Linked DNA regions of Homo sapiens: region 2 is linked to region 1. Evidence: chromatin contacts called from ENCODE Hi-C or POLR2A ChIA-PET data. All regions are on one chromosome and are shown on one strand. Each heading gives the region's core, a stretch centred on a gene start or an enhancer-like site at or near the end of the contact. The rest is flanking DNA. Distances are from core to core; before and after follow the strand shown. Region 1 has its middle 73 kb from the start of ZCCHC2. Region 2 has its middle 35 kb from the start of ZCCHC2.

The links. Hi-C counts contacts between places; a loop is a spot of excess contacts on that map. ChIA-PET counts read pairs that join two places held with the same protein, here RNA polymerase II (POLR2A). Pooled maps may share reads with other maps.
Region 2: a map of PC-9 shows a loop between it and region 1 (6-fold over the local background). The contact joins two enhancer-like sites. A Hi-C loop is called at or near these places in 7 of 168 maps with a recorded cell type or tissue (CD8-positive, alpha-beta T cell, Calu3, HCT116 and 4 more), 3 of 37 single-sample maps with no recorded cell type and 3 of 50 pooled maps. POLR2A ChIA-PET finds 5 or more read pairs at or near these places in 5 of 52 experiments (A673, CD8-positive, alpha-beta memory T cell, H1 and 2 more).

The regions. Positions count from the first base shown.
Region 1 is chr18:62,446,543-62,454,400 of GRCh38, forward strand. No RefSeq gene overlaps it. Among named protein-coding and RNA genes, the nearest start is that of ZCCHC2, 73 kb to the right of the region's middle. Within about 2 kb of position 4,714, at least 24 of the 41 ENCODE cell types and tissues checked have a DNase peak (open chromatin) inside an H3K27ac peak, as active enhancers do; they include HCT116, PC-3, PC-9 and 1 more, where a contact is called at or near this core.
Region 2 is chr18:62,484,208-62,491,994 of GRCh38, forward strand. No RefSeq gene overlaps it. Among named protein-coding and RNA genes, the nearest start is that of ZCCHC2, 35 kb to the right of the region's middle. Within about 2 kb of position 2,249, at least 11 of the 41 ENCODE cell types and tissues checked have a DNase peak (open chromatin) inside an H3K27ac peak, as active enhancers do; they include HCT116, PC-3, PC-9 and 1 more, where a contact is called at or near this core.

The DNA.
Region 1 (7,858 bases), core at 3,464-5,963:
GATAACGAAGGGATGGGGTACTTCCAGGGTGCTGGCCCCTTATATAGGCTTTCCTATCATGGAGTCTCTCTTGGCTCATGACAACATCTGGATTCTCTTGCCTGTGTGGTACAGGTTTAGGCAGCTGAAATTGCCTTGGCAAGAAACAAATGTGATTATGAGGACACCACTCCATAAAGAACCCTTTTGTCTTGGTTGGCTGCTGAGTTAGTCTAGTTCCCCATGGGAGAAGAAGGAAAAGTATGTCGATTTGAGGCTTTCTTCAGCTTTATTGGCCAAGCCATCTTGCTCTAGCTTGAATCTCCTGGGGATGTGAATTGATTGCTGAGGGTCTGCTGTGAGTGTTGGCTGCTAGGGGCTGAGAGCTGCTCCACTCAACTGTCCTGGCATAGGGGGATTATCTTGCCTGGGGGGCTACTCCTGACACATATTAACAGCCTGCTTCTGCAGGTAGCAGTTTGTGAGCAGAGGATAACCTTTGCTTGGGTACAATGACAGGGCACAAAATGCCACTCCCCTTGTGTCAAGATGGGACAACTACGAGGTGCGGTCTGTGTTCTGGAGCGCCCCATGGGACTGGGCTGGAGCCAGTCTCCATTGAGGACCAGACCCTTGCTTAACTTGCTTCCCTTGCCCTATCCTGTTCCCTCACTCTCCTTCAAAGGGCAATGCTTCCCCAGTCAATAAGGTTCGCAAGAATTCCCATCTTAGCTCTGGTTCTAGGAAACTGACCTAGGACAGTGATATAGTTTGGCTCTGTGTCCCCATCCAAATCTCATCTCAAATTATAATCCCCATGTATTGAGGGAGGGACCTGGTGGGAGGTGATTGGATCACGGAGACAGTTTCCCCCATGCTGTTCTCATGATAGTGCGTGAGTTCTCATGAGATCTGATGGTTTTATAAACGGCAGTTCCCCTGGCCTGTTCTCTCTCACCTGCCGCCATGGAAGACACTGCTGCTTCCCCTTCCACCACGATTGTAAGTTTCCTGAGTTCTCTTCAGCCATACAGAACTGTGAGTAAATTAAAACTTTCCTTTATAAATTACCCAGTCTCAGGGAAGTTCTTTATAGCATGTGAAAACAGACTAATACAAACAGGGTGCTTGTCAGAAGGCAAGATTCCTTGACTCCAACCAGAAGAGGAACTCAGTAGGCCGGAGTGAGGCTTTGGAGGCTGCAGTTTTATTAAGCACACAGGTGATTCTGATGAACATGAGCCCAGGTCCACACCTGGGGAAGCACAAGGGCCACACCTGATGAAGTGAGTCAGGGATTAGTCTACTGAGGGCTAGAGTCTGTGCCAACCTGCAGGAGGGGCTGCAGGTATTATTACTTGGGGCAGGCACTCTGACTTCAGCTCTGGGTTTACTTGTGATGCCCTTTGTGATGGTTAATATTGAATGTCAACTTGATTGGATGGAAGGATGCTAAGTATTGTTCCTAGGTGTGTCTGTGAGGCACCAAAGGAGATTAACATTCGAGTCAGTGGACTGGGAGAGGCAGACCCACCCTCAATCTGGGTGGGCACCATCTAATCAGCTGCCAGTGCAGCTAGAATAAAGCAGGCAGGAGAAGGTGGAAGAGCAGACTTGCTGAGTCTTCCGGCCTTTATCTTTCTCCAGTGCTGGATGCTTCCTGCCCTCAAACATCAGACTCCAAGTTCTTCAGCTTTTGAACTCTTGATCTTACACCAGTGGTTTGCCAGAGGCTCTTGGGCCTTTGGCCACAGACTGGAGGCTGCACTGTCGGCTTCCCTACTTTTGAGGTTTCGGGACTCGGACTGATCCACCACTGGCTTCCTGGCTCCTCAACTTGCAGACAGCCTATCGTGGGACTTTACCTTGTGATCGTGTGAGTCAATTCTCCTTAGTAAACTCCCTTTCAAATATACATCTATCCTATTAGTTCTGTACCTGAAGAGAACTCTGACTAATACACCTTGACCTTGAAGGAAGCAGAATTTTCTTTTTGAGTTGAGTGACTGTAGCCCCCAAAGTTCCTAGGACAGTTTTGTGCAAGAAGTCATGAGGGCCTGGACAAAACCTCACAGCCTCTGGCTGGAATTCTGCATTTAGGGACGGAGGCCTGATTCTCCCACTGGGAAGAAAGGTGCTGAAGCTCTACCCTAGCCACGTTGGGAAGGCAGCGTCTGCCCTCCTTAACAAGACGTTTCCTACTAACTGCAACATGCAGGTTTGTATGAGAACAGTGCTGAGTGCTGACTGAGGCAGCTGACACCAGGAAAACGGCACGATATCCAAGAAGCAGCTTGTTGCCAAAGCTTAAGGCAGCAATAACAACTCTGATTTATAACAGGGACTATTTGTACATAATTACTAAATATTGATCACACATTCAGCAGTGTGCCTAAATTAAAGACAAACCAAATCTCATAACAGCACCAAAAGAATCTTAGTGCAAACAGTCATCATGTAGCCCTTTTCTGCAATAATTTAATGGGCTTTTATAGAACTCTCAAGTGTACTCAAAAGTGTGATTGCTTCCTGGCACCATCCTCTATGACCCTGCAAAGCCCCCAGGACCTGCCCTCCATCACCTCTGAGACCACCCCCACCTCACCTAATTTGCTGTTTACCCACCCATTGACTTTTTTTTTTTTTAATTTTTGCAATTCTATTTTCTTTTCTTTTCTTTTTTTTTTTTTTTGAGATGGAGTCTCACTCTGTCACCCAGGCTGGAGTGCAGATCTCGGCTCACTGCAAGCTCTGCCTCCCGGGTTCAAGTGTTCAAGTGATTCTCCCTGCCTCAGCCTCCCGCGTAGCTGGGATTACAGGCACCCAACACCACGCCCAGCTAATTTTTGTATTTTTAGTAGAGACGGGGTTTTGTCATGTTGGCCAGGCTGGTCTCGAACCCCTGACCTCAGATGATCCACCCACCTCAGCCTCCCAAAATGCTGGGATTACAGGCGTGAGCCACCACACTCGGCCAATTCTGTTTTCAAATTTCAATTTTGTCTTTTTCAAAATCTAGGTAATTTTTGTGATCTCTTATTGCTTGATTATTTTTGAGATTCCTTTTTTTCAGGTTTTAAACATTTTATCCACTGTTATTTTGTATTTTGAGTCTGATAATTTCATTACCCGAAGGAAGGGGGTTTAATTCTGTTGTTGATTGTTTTTGCTGATTCTCACTCATGGTAACCTGTTTGCTTGTGTTTTTCATGTTATTTGATTCTGAACTCATTTTGTTGATCTTAATGTATGGGAACCCTGAGAACCTAAGATGGCGATGCTTTTATCCAAGGAGGACTTGGGTTTGCTTCTCCTGAGAGCCGGGAGCACTATCCCAGCCGAACGAGAGTCTCCCTTTCTCTTCCCCACTCTGTTTCACTGCAGCCCATGGCTTAGCCCAATCAATGCACGGCTAATCCTGGCATCTCAGCTCTAGGCAACTCTGTCTTTTATATTTGCTTGTTCCCCACCAATCTAAATAACAAACAAAGAGAGGCTGTCTAAAAGAAAAGATGTTTACTTGGGAACAGAGCATTGCAATGTGAATACCTGTGCCATAGGTAAACCATGTGCATATTCAGGGAGGTAAAGGAAGAGAAGGATTTTTAAAGGAAAAAATGAAGGGGATTACATAATTGTTCTGAAATACTTATCCCTGGCTAAAAGATCAACAACAAGGGTGACACCCGTCCAAGGCTGGAGAGGCAGTTGCTGGGCAGACGTCCTTACAGAAGCATTTGTTGTATAAGGCTGTGACGGTCTTGGTACAAAGTTGTGGTCTCTGTAGTCTTTCGTGGTCAGGCATACAAGTGTGAGAATCCTCTCTTCATGGCCTTCCTTGGATCTGTTTGTCAGAGTTTTCTTAACCTTAGTGACTCCATTTTGCTTCTGACAACTTTCACATCCCCAATGTTCCCACTTTGGAATCATCTCACTTTTTCCTCCCATACTTAATATCACCCCAACAATACAATAAGGAGTCTGTTTTTTGCAGGAGTTAGCTATTGTATGCAGCACCGCTAGACTTGCTTTCCCTCTGTTTCCATTGAGTTGTTGCTCTGTGTTGGGGGTGGGGTGGTGCAACCACTGTGTCATCCCTCTCTGTTATCTCTGAAACACAGAGCTTAGTAAGTAGGAAGGGTCCTTTATGTCACTACTGATTTGCTGGTTAATAGCTAAACATCAAGTCAGGCAAATTAACATGCTTCCCAGTTATGCCCTTTCTAGTCCTATGTGGTGTGGCCTTTGCTAATTATTTGCACTTCCGTTATTCTGGAGCGCTTCCTCCCTTCACTCATAAGTGATTAATGCAATGTTGCCGGTACAGCTTCGCCCACCACCACCTCCAACTGTTGCCAACTGTGGTTTGGAGAGGCTGGGCCGGCATCCCGGAGGCCTGTTTGTTTGTCCTAGTATTCATTACTAGTTGGCTCTCCTCCCATCTGCTGCCAATGCAGAGTTATTTATATCAAATTGGAGAAGCCTTGGTGAGCTCCGCTGTGATAACTCACATCCTCAGAATGCCTTTCATCCCAAAGGACTTTACACGTGGTATCCTCGCAGGAAACCCTTTCCCGCTGACCCAGGGGTAAATCCTGGCTTCCCTGGGAAGTGGCAGCTGCTGGTCCATCTGCTTGGCTGATAAGGCCTTTGCACTCAGATTAAGAGCCCTGGCCCACAAAACGTGCGGTGGAACTTGCCCAAAGAGGTCGTGACAGCTGAGTCACAGGGAATAGCACTGAAACTGCGATCCTGGGGCATGGAGAATGTCTATGAGGGGTGAGCCAGGGTGCTGAGTCATGCCTCTCCGCCTGGCACTGACTTGCTGAGTGTCAGAGCTTCCAGAAGGTGACACTGCTTAGAAGTCACCAACCTTCCCACTGCCAGCCTGGTCCATGAGCTCTGCACTTCTGAGGCTGACATGCCATCCCCTCCAAAGGATTTACTGTCATCAGTATCACATTTGGGTGATAATTCATCAGCTCTCATTTTTTCAACCAATATAGGTTCATTACATCCAGCGTTTCACCGTTTGACACAGGATAGAGCTCAAATGAAGGGCTTGTGATGTTCTGGCAGCAGTCTAACTCAATTAACAGATTAACACGAGTCCACAGGCACAGGTCTCCAAAGAAATTAGATCGCTCCGAAAGAAATCAGGCTGGGGTGGGAAGGTCAATCATCATTTTAAATGAAACTGAGAAAATTATTGACAAATTTGTGCTCTTGTTGGGGCTTCCAGCAAGTAGTATCAGAGGGATGACTTTGGGAAAAGAGCCAAAGAGAAAAATATATGGCCTGGCAAAATTTTTTATGGAGAAAATATTTTTTTAATTTCATTTTTTTTCTATTTGTAGTTTTTTATTTCTTTTCTCTTTTTTTTTTTTTTTTTTTCTTTTTTGAGAGTGTCTCACTCTTACCCAGGCTGGAGTGCAGTGGCACAATCAGACAGAGTTCACTGTTACCTCAACCTCCTGGGCTCAACCAATCTTCCCGCCTCAGTCTCCCGAGTAGCTGGGACTACAGATACATACCACTATGCCTGGCTAATTTTTTTTTTATTTTTAAATGTTTTTGTAGAGATGGGGTCTCGTTATATTACTCAGGCCAGTCTTTAATTCCTGGTCTCAAGCAATCCTCCCACCTCGGCCTCCCAAAGTGCTGGAATTATAGGCATGAGCCACTGTGCTCAGCCAGGAAATAAATTTTTAAATCAAATTTATTGACAGGTTGGCCATACACTGTCTAATCAGTGCAGGGAGGTGATCATGCAGTTGAGGGAAACTGCTACCAAGAAGCCTACCCCATCCCATAGCCTCCAGGAAGGAGTTTTTGCCAGGGGAATATCAATATTGCACCACCAGACCAGTGTTGAAATTCAGTGGGTGCAGGGAGATGGCAGGTGTGGGCGGTAAATTTCAAAACACTTATTTTGAAACGCCCACGATGCCTGGATCACAGATCCTGTGGCTGGCAGAATAACCAGTGCTGTTTACACATCCGTGGAGGGTGAATCTTCTTCTCCGGCTATCAGAAGAGCATTGCATGCTCTGTAAGAGCAAAACTCTGGTTGCTTGGACTTTGTCTCTTAAATGCAGCACTTGCCACAGTATATTCTCACTGGTTAAAGTTTTCCCCCTCCTCTTACAGATTCCTTTCTCACTCTCTGAAGTTTAGTTAGAATCAATATCACAAGTTGGACTTTTAACTCAGGACAAGTAGATGTTAACTGTTCTGTCACTTTCATTTCTGGAGAAAGGGAAATAGATGGGGGTTTGTAGAATCTCCAGGACTGGCTGAGCTCTTTAGTAGAGAAACTAGTTTTGTAGACTAACAGTTGATGCCCCAAGATAAAACAATATACATCATTTATATCCCACTTTTGTTCATTTTGGACGTTTTAAGAGATTTCTTTTTCATTTGATTTTTATCATAGTATATTATAAAATCAGGAATAAAAAAATTAAAACCTTTGAAATTTGATTGTTATTTCTGTTTTTCATGTTCTCAAGCCTTTTGATGCCCTTTTCACCTTAATTATCATATATATAATATATATAGAGAGAGAGAGAGAGAGACAGGGCCTCGCTTTATCACCCAGGCTGGAGTACAGTGGTGTGATGATCTTGGCTCACTACAGCCTTGACCTCCCGGGTTCAAGTGATCCTCCTGCTTCAGCCCCTCAAGTAGCTGGAATTACAGGCACATGTCCCCATGCCCAGCTAATTTTTTAATTTTTTAATTTTTTGTAGAGATGGAGTTTCATCATGTTGCCCAGGCTGAGCTCAAACTCCTGAGCTCAAGTGATCCATCTGCCTCCCAAAGTGCTGGGATTACAGGTGTGACCCACCTCACCTGGCTGCCTTCTTAATAATCTGCAATTGACCTTGCTTCTTATTTCACCGAGAAAATAGATGGCATCCGAAAAGAACTTGCCTGTCCCACCTCCCCGTCTACTATCCTCCTGTGTCTGTCCCGAAATACTGTCTGTTTGCTCCATCACTGTAGTGAACTGTTCCTCCTCCATGTACAAATGGTGCATCCCTTCCCACTTACTCAAAAATGTCGCTCCTGTGATCATCTAATCTGCTCTTTTTTCTGCACTAGATTATTCCCATGAGTACACAAACGTGCTGTCAGCGTTCTCATCTTAAAAAACCCTCTAGGCCAGGTGCAGTGGCTCATACCTGTAATCCCAGCACACTTCGGGAGGCTGAGGCAGGTGGATCACTTGAGGTCAGAAGTTCGAGACCAGCCTAGCCAATATGATGAAACCCTGTCTCTACTAAATATACAAAAATTCGCCGAGCATGGTGGTGGGCACCTGTAATCCCAGCTACTTGGGAGGCTGAGCCAGGAGAATTGCTTGAACCTGGGAGGCAGAGGTTGCAGTGAGCCAAGATTGCACCACCGCACTCCAGCCTGGGTGACAGAGCGAGACTCTGTCACAAAACAAAACCCAAAACCCTCTTGACCCCATGCCCTCCTCTAGGTACAGACCCATTTCTCAGCTTCCCTTTACAGGGACTTCTCCATTGCCACCTCATTTCCTCCCGTTCTCACTGAAACCCTCTCAAACAGGGCTTTTGTTCTCACAACAGTGAAACCACCAATGCCAATGTTGATGTTGATGGTGATGTCCAATGTCTGGGCTGAGGAAGGCCACAGCATCTGTGGCCAGTGGTGTCTCCTCCAGGTCAGTTCTGCAAAATGCCTTGGGTCATTTTTCCTGCTTCAAGAGCTCTTGTCCAAACCTGGTTCTTCAAGCCTCTGTGTCACTGGCACCCTTTCAATAAGTTCTATTTTGGTTTAAATGAACTAGAGTTGGTTTCTGAGGCTTGTAGTAAAGAGTGCTGAACTAATAGACTGGGGAAATCAA
Region 2 (7,787 bases), core at 999-3,498, 35 kb after region 1:
TCCCATCCACCAGCTCAAGATCATTCCAGTGTATCTGATGAGATCTCAGACTTTCAGAAAAGCGATTCTTGGAATGCCATCTGGCTAACCATTAGATATGTCCAGACGGACACTTTGCGGATTGTCTTCAGGAAGGAAGAAAAATAGAAGGGAGTCTCAGAACTATTTATACAATTATCCTGCAGGCTTTGGCCTGGAAAACAAGAAACTAGGACTTTCAGGTTTTTGATTGCATTTCTTCTTTCCTGTATTTCATAAAGTTTAAATTATAACCATCTGTTTCAGAAGATATAAAAATCCTGATTCCATCTTCTTCCACGTTAACAGAATACTAACCCTGTAGGGAACCTTATATCAACGGAGGCACTCAATGATAACTATAGTAAAATCACAGGGAAAAACAAGCACCAAGCTGCAGTTCATTGCCTGTCCTGCCTACCTCATTGGCCTCCTGCACCTGCTGATAAAAGGGGCATCTCTCTCTAGAAGGCATCTCATCAGGCAGATGTTTCCCTGTGTAGCTGTATTGACACTGACACTATGTTTTCTGCTTATTTGATGATGGTGTTGAGAAGGAAGAGGATGGCAATGATGATGAAACCTCTTTTTCTTCCAACTCTCATTAGACCATTATTCTTTTGCTCATCTTTAATTCTCAAAATATCCCCAAATCATTCCTGGTGAATTCATAGGCATTTCACACTTTGTGATTAATTTAATTTGCTTGCAGCCTTACCGCCTATAGGACAGCGTGGGTGTGAAAAACACCACTCTAAAATTCACCATCTGCAATGAGTCTTACCCTATTCCCCACTCCGTCACTTCTCCCCTCTCGATTCTGTATGTAATCCTCTGTATCTTTCCAATAAGCTGGAGGCAAGACATGACATTATGGCCACATAAAATCGCCTTTTCTTATGGTCCAGGGACGCTTTGTGCTGTTTTTGGTTAATGTGTTAGACTCCAATCTTCTCTCTCAATAGGCTTTCTGTCTTCTCTAGGAAACAGTTTATTTTTCTTTTCTTGCCGTTAATAAACCTTTATTGAGCACCAACACAGCAACACAGTTGAGCCCCAAACCAGCAAAGCACTGTGCTGGATACTGGAGATATGGAAGTAAACAAAACCCGGTTTTTATCCTACAGCAACCAAAACCTAAAGGAGAACAAATCATGCAAAGAAATACCTAAAATACAATGAAACAAGAGTTCACAAGTGAAGAGTTCGGTAGTGTGGAGGAGGAATGATTCACAAACTATAGCATCTTTATTTTTTTCTTCTCTCACATGACTTTCTAATATTTGATGGTGAATTTCTTCTTATTTTACTATTTCATATTTCTTTAAAATCTCTCTGTTTTTAAGGCATGTGTTTTTCATTTTTTATAACACTCTACCTACCTTTGGGGGTCTCGCAGATAAATATAACCTTTATTCTGTCTGTTGGATCTGTGTGGGATATAGAAATCAGGTAAAAAGAAAGATTTGCAGTGGGTAGAAACGCAGCCTCTTGCTGGCTTACAAAACCGTGCAGGTGCCGCCAAGCGCTGGGATAAAATATGCAGTTGAGTCACACACCATGGTCGTGGCAGATATGCTGCAGGCTCTTAGGAGGAAGAGACAACAAAATGAGTCAGAATGAATGAGAGGAAAACCTCCCCCTCCAGCCAGAAAGAGAAAGCCTGGGAGGCTAGACAAGTTTTATTAACACGTCTTTCAAGAGAATAGCAGAGGCACGCTCTGACATTACTCAATGTCGGCCTCACTGTCAAGGTGAAGCATGTTTAAGAAAACATGCTTTTGAAAACAAGTGGGATCCACTCAAAACATCGTTCCCTCCTATTAGGACACTAAGCCCATCAGGGGGCTAACACAAATGTCTTAGAACAAAAAGCAAACATTTTAAAGAGGTTTGCTGAGGGCTGGGAGATGGAGAGGAGCGAGGAAATAGAGAAGTATATTACCTGAGAAAGATCAGAGAACATAAAATCTCTTTTTATCTTGAAAAAGGAATCATGTGTTTGTATAAGAGGAGTAATTAACTGCTTATTAATGAACTGAATGAAAGGAATATTAGAATTTTCTGGAAAATATTTAAGGCCTTGGCTGAACTAACAAAATGACCCACCCCTGGGGGGTCACCCCTTGACTGAACTAACAAGAGGACCCACCCACCATACCTGAGGGGGGTGCACCTTGAGAAGGACTCCTTGCACTGACTGGGTATTTCAGGTGAACTAGCGACTCACCTCTGGGAAAAGAGCCAAGAAGCTTAACTGCCTTTTTAAAGATAGTGTCAGAGGCAAAGGTGAGTCAACACAGCAAGCTCTCTGTCCCTTGGGGCCAACGTGCATAATGCTATTGTAGTAACTGAAGTGAAAACCCAGGCTGTCATTCCACCACTTTTGAGGCCAAGGCAAGAGGACTGCTTGAGGTCAGGAGTTTGAGATCAGCCTGGGCAACATAGTGAGAGCTTGTCTCTAAAATAAGGAAAAATTCAAAAATTAGCTGGACACGGTGGTGCATGCCTGTAGTCCCACCTACTAGGAAGGCTGAGATGGGAGGATCCCCTAAGCCCAGGAGGCTGCAGTGAGCCATAATGGCACCACTGCATTCCATCCTGGATGGCAGAGCAAAACCCTATCTTAAAGAAACAAACAAACCAAAGATTATGCTGTGTCTCACACTTTTGCTCCCAAAGATACTCTTTGTTCCCCGGGAAATTAGTGATTCTGTGAATCAATGGTAATATTTTCACTTTTTGTCTTTTATAAATTCATTTATTAATTTTATAGATATTCTCTGTGTTAAAAACAATTTTAGTTGCTAGGGGTATAGCAGTGAACTAACCAGAATGATATCATCATGGAACTTACTGTCTAGTGAATGAATTGTGACTTCTCAAACTACTTTGGTATAAAATACAAGGATATATCTTTTGTCTCTTGATTATGTGTTCTGAAATTCTCTTCTTGAATCTTTAGCAGTAAGCTTGTTATTGGCAAAGATAATATTTTGATACTATGTTAAGTACATGCCAAGGACTTAACCTTTATGCCCAGGTAATTTGTAAACATTTTTTTTTTTGAGACAGCGTCTTGCTTTGCTGCCCAGGCTGGAATGCAGTGGCACTCGCATGGTTCCTGACCTCTTGGGCTCAAGTGATCCTCCTGCGTGGCTGGGACCGAAGGCCACACCTGGCTAATTTTTGTAATTTTTGTAGAGACTAAGTCTCACTATGTTGCCCAGGCTGGTCTCGAACTCCTGGCCTCAAGCAATCCTCCCACCTCAGCCTCCCAAAGTACTGGGATTACAGGTGTGAGCCACCACACTTGCCCATAACTTTAAGAAAGAAGAAAACTGAAGTCTTAATGGGAAATGAAGTTTTTAATTTTCTTTCAAATTATACCCAAAGCAAGTGTAACTGTGACTCAATATTTGATATATACTTTAGGAGGGGCAATGCATTTTTATAATGTGATAATTTTTTAAGTTGTTAAAACAGCATCCAAACTAATATTATACAGCAAGTTGTGGCCATAGGCCAGGAGGTCCTGGACACAAATCTATCAGAGCAGAGTGTGCTTTGCCTCAGAGCTGCCAAACACAAGGAAAGGATAGACGGCAACCGCTACACCACACAAATTTATCCACACATTTAACATCCATGCATTTATCCATGCACTAAGCCTTGCATTGGGCACTGAGGCCATGAAGAGGCAAATGAATTGGTCCACAAATTCAAAAATCTCACAGCTAAGCAGAGAAGCAGCTTGGTGGGTAGATAAATGCCTGGGCTAGAGCTGTAATGAAAAGGTGGACCTAGGGCAAAATGAGCACCATGCAGGGCTGGTTAGCTCTGTCTGAAGGAGGGTGGGACGCAGGTACACCAGTGTTGGAGCTGATCTGCCAGGCAGAGGAGGGGAAATGTATATTCAAGACAATAGGTGCAGAGGCCATCTGACGTGGGGAGTAGGCCTGAGAAAGACTCTATATTCATTTACCAGGGCTGCCATAACAACATAGCACAGGTTGGCTTAAACAGCACACTTGTTTTCCCACAGTTCTGGAGGCTGGAAGTCCACAATCACGGTGCTGGCAGGGTGGTTTCCCTTGAAGCCTCTCTCCTTGGCTCCCAGCTGGCTTCCCTCTTGCAGCCTCTGCCCATGGTCCTTCCTCTGCACGGGCATCCCTAGTGCCTCTCTTGGTGTCCTAATCTGTTTTCCTTATAAGGACACCAGTCAAATTGGACTTGTGCCTGCCCTAATGGCCTCATTTTAATTTAGTCAACTCTTTAAAAGCCCTACCTCCGACCACAGTCACATTCTGGGTATTATTGAAGGCTAGAGCTTCAAGATATAAATTTAGGGGGAACATAATTCAGCCCCTAACAGATTCTAAAGCAGTAGTTCTCAAAGTGTGATGCTATGGGCCCCTGGGGGTCTCCAAGGCTCTTTCAGAGGGTCTGCAAAGTCAAGATTATGATCATAAAAATACTAAGATGTTATTTGCCTTTTTCACTGTGTTGCCATTTGTAATGATGTTTCGATAGCAATGGGGGATACAACTACAGCTGCCTTAGCATGAATCAGGACAGTGGTGTCCGATGGTTACCATTAGTCATGGTATTCTTCACTGGCATCCACGATGGGTTTTGTCCTAAGCAAGTTTTACATTAAAATGTCCTTGATAAAGCAATATAAGCTTTTTTTTTTTTTTTTTTTTTTGAGGCGGAGTCTTGGTCTGCTGCCCAGGCTGGAGTGCAGTGGCGTGATCTCAGCTCACTACAACCTCTGCCTCCTGGGTTCGAGCAATTTTCCTGTCTCAGCTTCCCGAGTACCTAGGATTACAGGCATGCACCACCACACCTGGCTAATTTTTGTATTTTTAGTAGAGACAGGGTTTTGCTATGTTGGTCAGGCTGGTCTCAAACTCCTGACCTCAGGTGATCCGCCCACCTTGGCCTCCCAAAGTGCTGGGATTACAGGCATGAGCCACCGCACCCAGCGGAACTATTAATTTTATTAAGTCTTGACCTTTAAGCACATGTCCTTGAGTGTTCTGTGTGATTAAACAGAAATTATACATAAAGCACTTCAGCTGGGTATCCAACTACCACGGTTAATCTCAAGGAAAAGCACTTGTAGTTTGACTTGCAAGGTGAACTAACTGCTTTCTATATGGAACGCTCCTTTTACTTGAAAGAATGGCAACTAGGGTTATTCAGACTTGGCTGTTTGGTAGACATTTTCTGGAAATGAGCCAAGTAAGTTTGTCACTCTAAGGAAAAACAACTGATAGATTTGCTTCTTTTGAGATTTTAAGCAAAAATTAGATTTTTGCAAGTCTTGTATCAGGCATCATGAGTTTGAGAGCTTCGCAATACTTAAAGATTTTGCAGGTGAGATCAGTGGTGATGTGAATGGATGTAGTTTTGATATTGTATAATAAAATGAGTCAATATTTAGACGATCCCCACAACTCAGTGAACGAATATTTTCCAAACAGTCCATGCATGATGTTATAAAATAATGCATGAACATGGATAAAAGATCCTTTCAAATTGCAAAATATACGGATTAATGTAACTAATTGGGGAAATTTCACTCATACAGTTTTATAGATTCCACATTGCAACTAAACTTAAGAAACTGCTACTAGTCTACTTTTGGTGAGGTTTCAAATAATATTCACAACTATAAGAAAGGCTGTGACAATTCTCCCCTCTTTTCCAAACTCATATCTGTACAAGGTCAGATTTTTTTTCACGTAATTAAATTAAAACTCAGCTACTCGGGAGGCTGAGGTAGGAGAATTGCTTGAAGCTGGGAGGCAGAGGTTGCAGTTGAGCCAAGATCGCACCACTGCACTCCAGCCTGAGCGACAGAGTGAGACTCTGTCTCCAAAAAAAAAAAAAAAAACAAAAAAAAACTCCACAAAAAACGTATTATAACAGATCGAACACAGAAGATATGAGAATCCAGCTGTCAAATAGATGCTAAGCTTCATATTAAAGAGACCTATAAAAATATAAAATAATGCCAGTTTTCTCACCAAATGTGTTTTGTTTTGGAAAGCAGAACAACAAATGAAAACGCTATTTTTCATAAAAATATGTAATTTACGTTAACATACATAAATGGATGAGTCTTTTATTCATGTTCATGCATGATTTAGTATTGCTTTGAAATGATTTAATCAACATTTTCAAAAATTTTTGATAGGGTAACTACACAGCTATAATTCACACAAACCAAACCTCTTTGGAGTTCCAATAATAATTTTTAAGAGTATAGAGAGGTCCTGAGTTCAAAAAGTATGAGAACTACTGCTGTAAAGATACAATTTCCACTGATAAGGCACACTACGGCATGTGGAGAAATAACAGCAAATGATTAACTGAAATTACAAGAAATTTTAATTCACTAAAGGCATCTGCCAGACTGCCACCAGGACACGGCTGCCTACTGCAATGGACCCCCATCACTGGGGACCTTGGTGCATGGACCTGTTCAGAGGCATCCACACAGCTTTACAACAGCAGCACGGCATATAGATTCTAAAGACATTGCATAACCTGGGAACAATATAAACAACATACATTTACATTATACATTACAATATGCATTTCTGGCCTCAAAAGGACAGGAAAAAGTGACCCGGAATGTGGGCTTCAGATGGGCAGGAGAGGTGGTGTGTTTTGGTCACAAATGTTCCCTCATGCCTATGACAATGCCTGACTCATAATTGGTTCTCAATAGACTTTTATTGTGTAGAAAAATGAATGTCATGCTAACTTTTATACATTATGTGATGGTTAATATTAGGTGTCAACTTGAGTGGACTGAGGAATGCCTAGATGGCTAGTATTGTTTCTGGGTGTGTCTGTGAGGGTGTTGCCAGAGGAGATTGACATTATGGTGGGTGGGCTAGGAGAGGAGGGCCCACCCTCAATGAGGGTGGATGCCATCCAATCAGTGGCCAGCACAGCTAGAACAAAGCACGGGGAGGAAGGGAGGATACGTTTGCTTGCTGCATCTTCTGGCTCTCTCTTTCTTCCTGTACCAGACCCTTGCTTCCACTCCTCCTGCCCTTGGACATCAGACTCCAGGTTCTTCTGCCTTTGGATTCTGGTACTTGCACTAGTGGCATCCCAGGGTATCTCGGGCCTTCAGCCACAGACTGAAGGCTGCACTGTTGGCTTCCCTGGTTCTGAAACTTTCAAACTTGGACTCCACTACCAGTTTCTCTCTTTCCCCAGCTTGCAGATGGCCTGTTGTGGGACTTTGCCTTGTAATCATGTGAGCCATTTCTCCCTAATAAACTCCCTCTGGAGAACCCTGACTAGTACACATTATAATTAACAATCAGCCATCAGGTATTCATTGGACAGCTCTTCCTAGTAATAAAAATTGGGCTAGAAACTATAAAACCATATGGCCAAATCATAAAATATGATATATGTTATCAAGGTGTTTATTGTAAGTTGGGAACAGAGACAATTACACAGGGAGAATCACCATGAGCTGGAGTGACCAAGGAGCTGTGATTTGAGCTAGGATGAGAAAGGGAAGCAAAGACAGATCTGAAAATCTACATACTGAGGAGAAATGGGAGATACTTTTGATTAGAAAGAACTGGATGAAACAATGAAAGACCTTAAAAATTAGGTCATTGACCTGAAAATAATTTCAAAATCAAAGCTGGAAGAGAACTTAAAAAAACGATTCAGTCTCATCTCATATTTTAGAGATGAGGAAGCTGAGGCCTGGGAAGCAGGTGACTTGC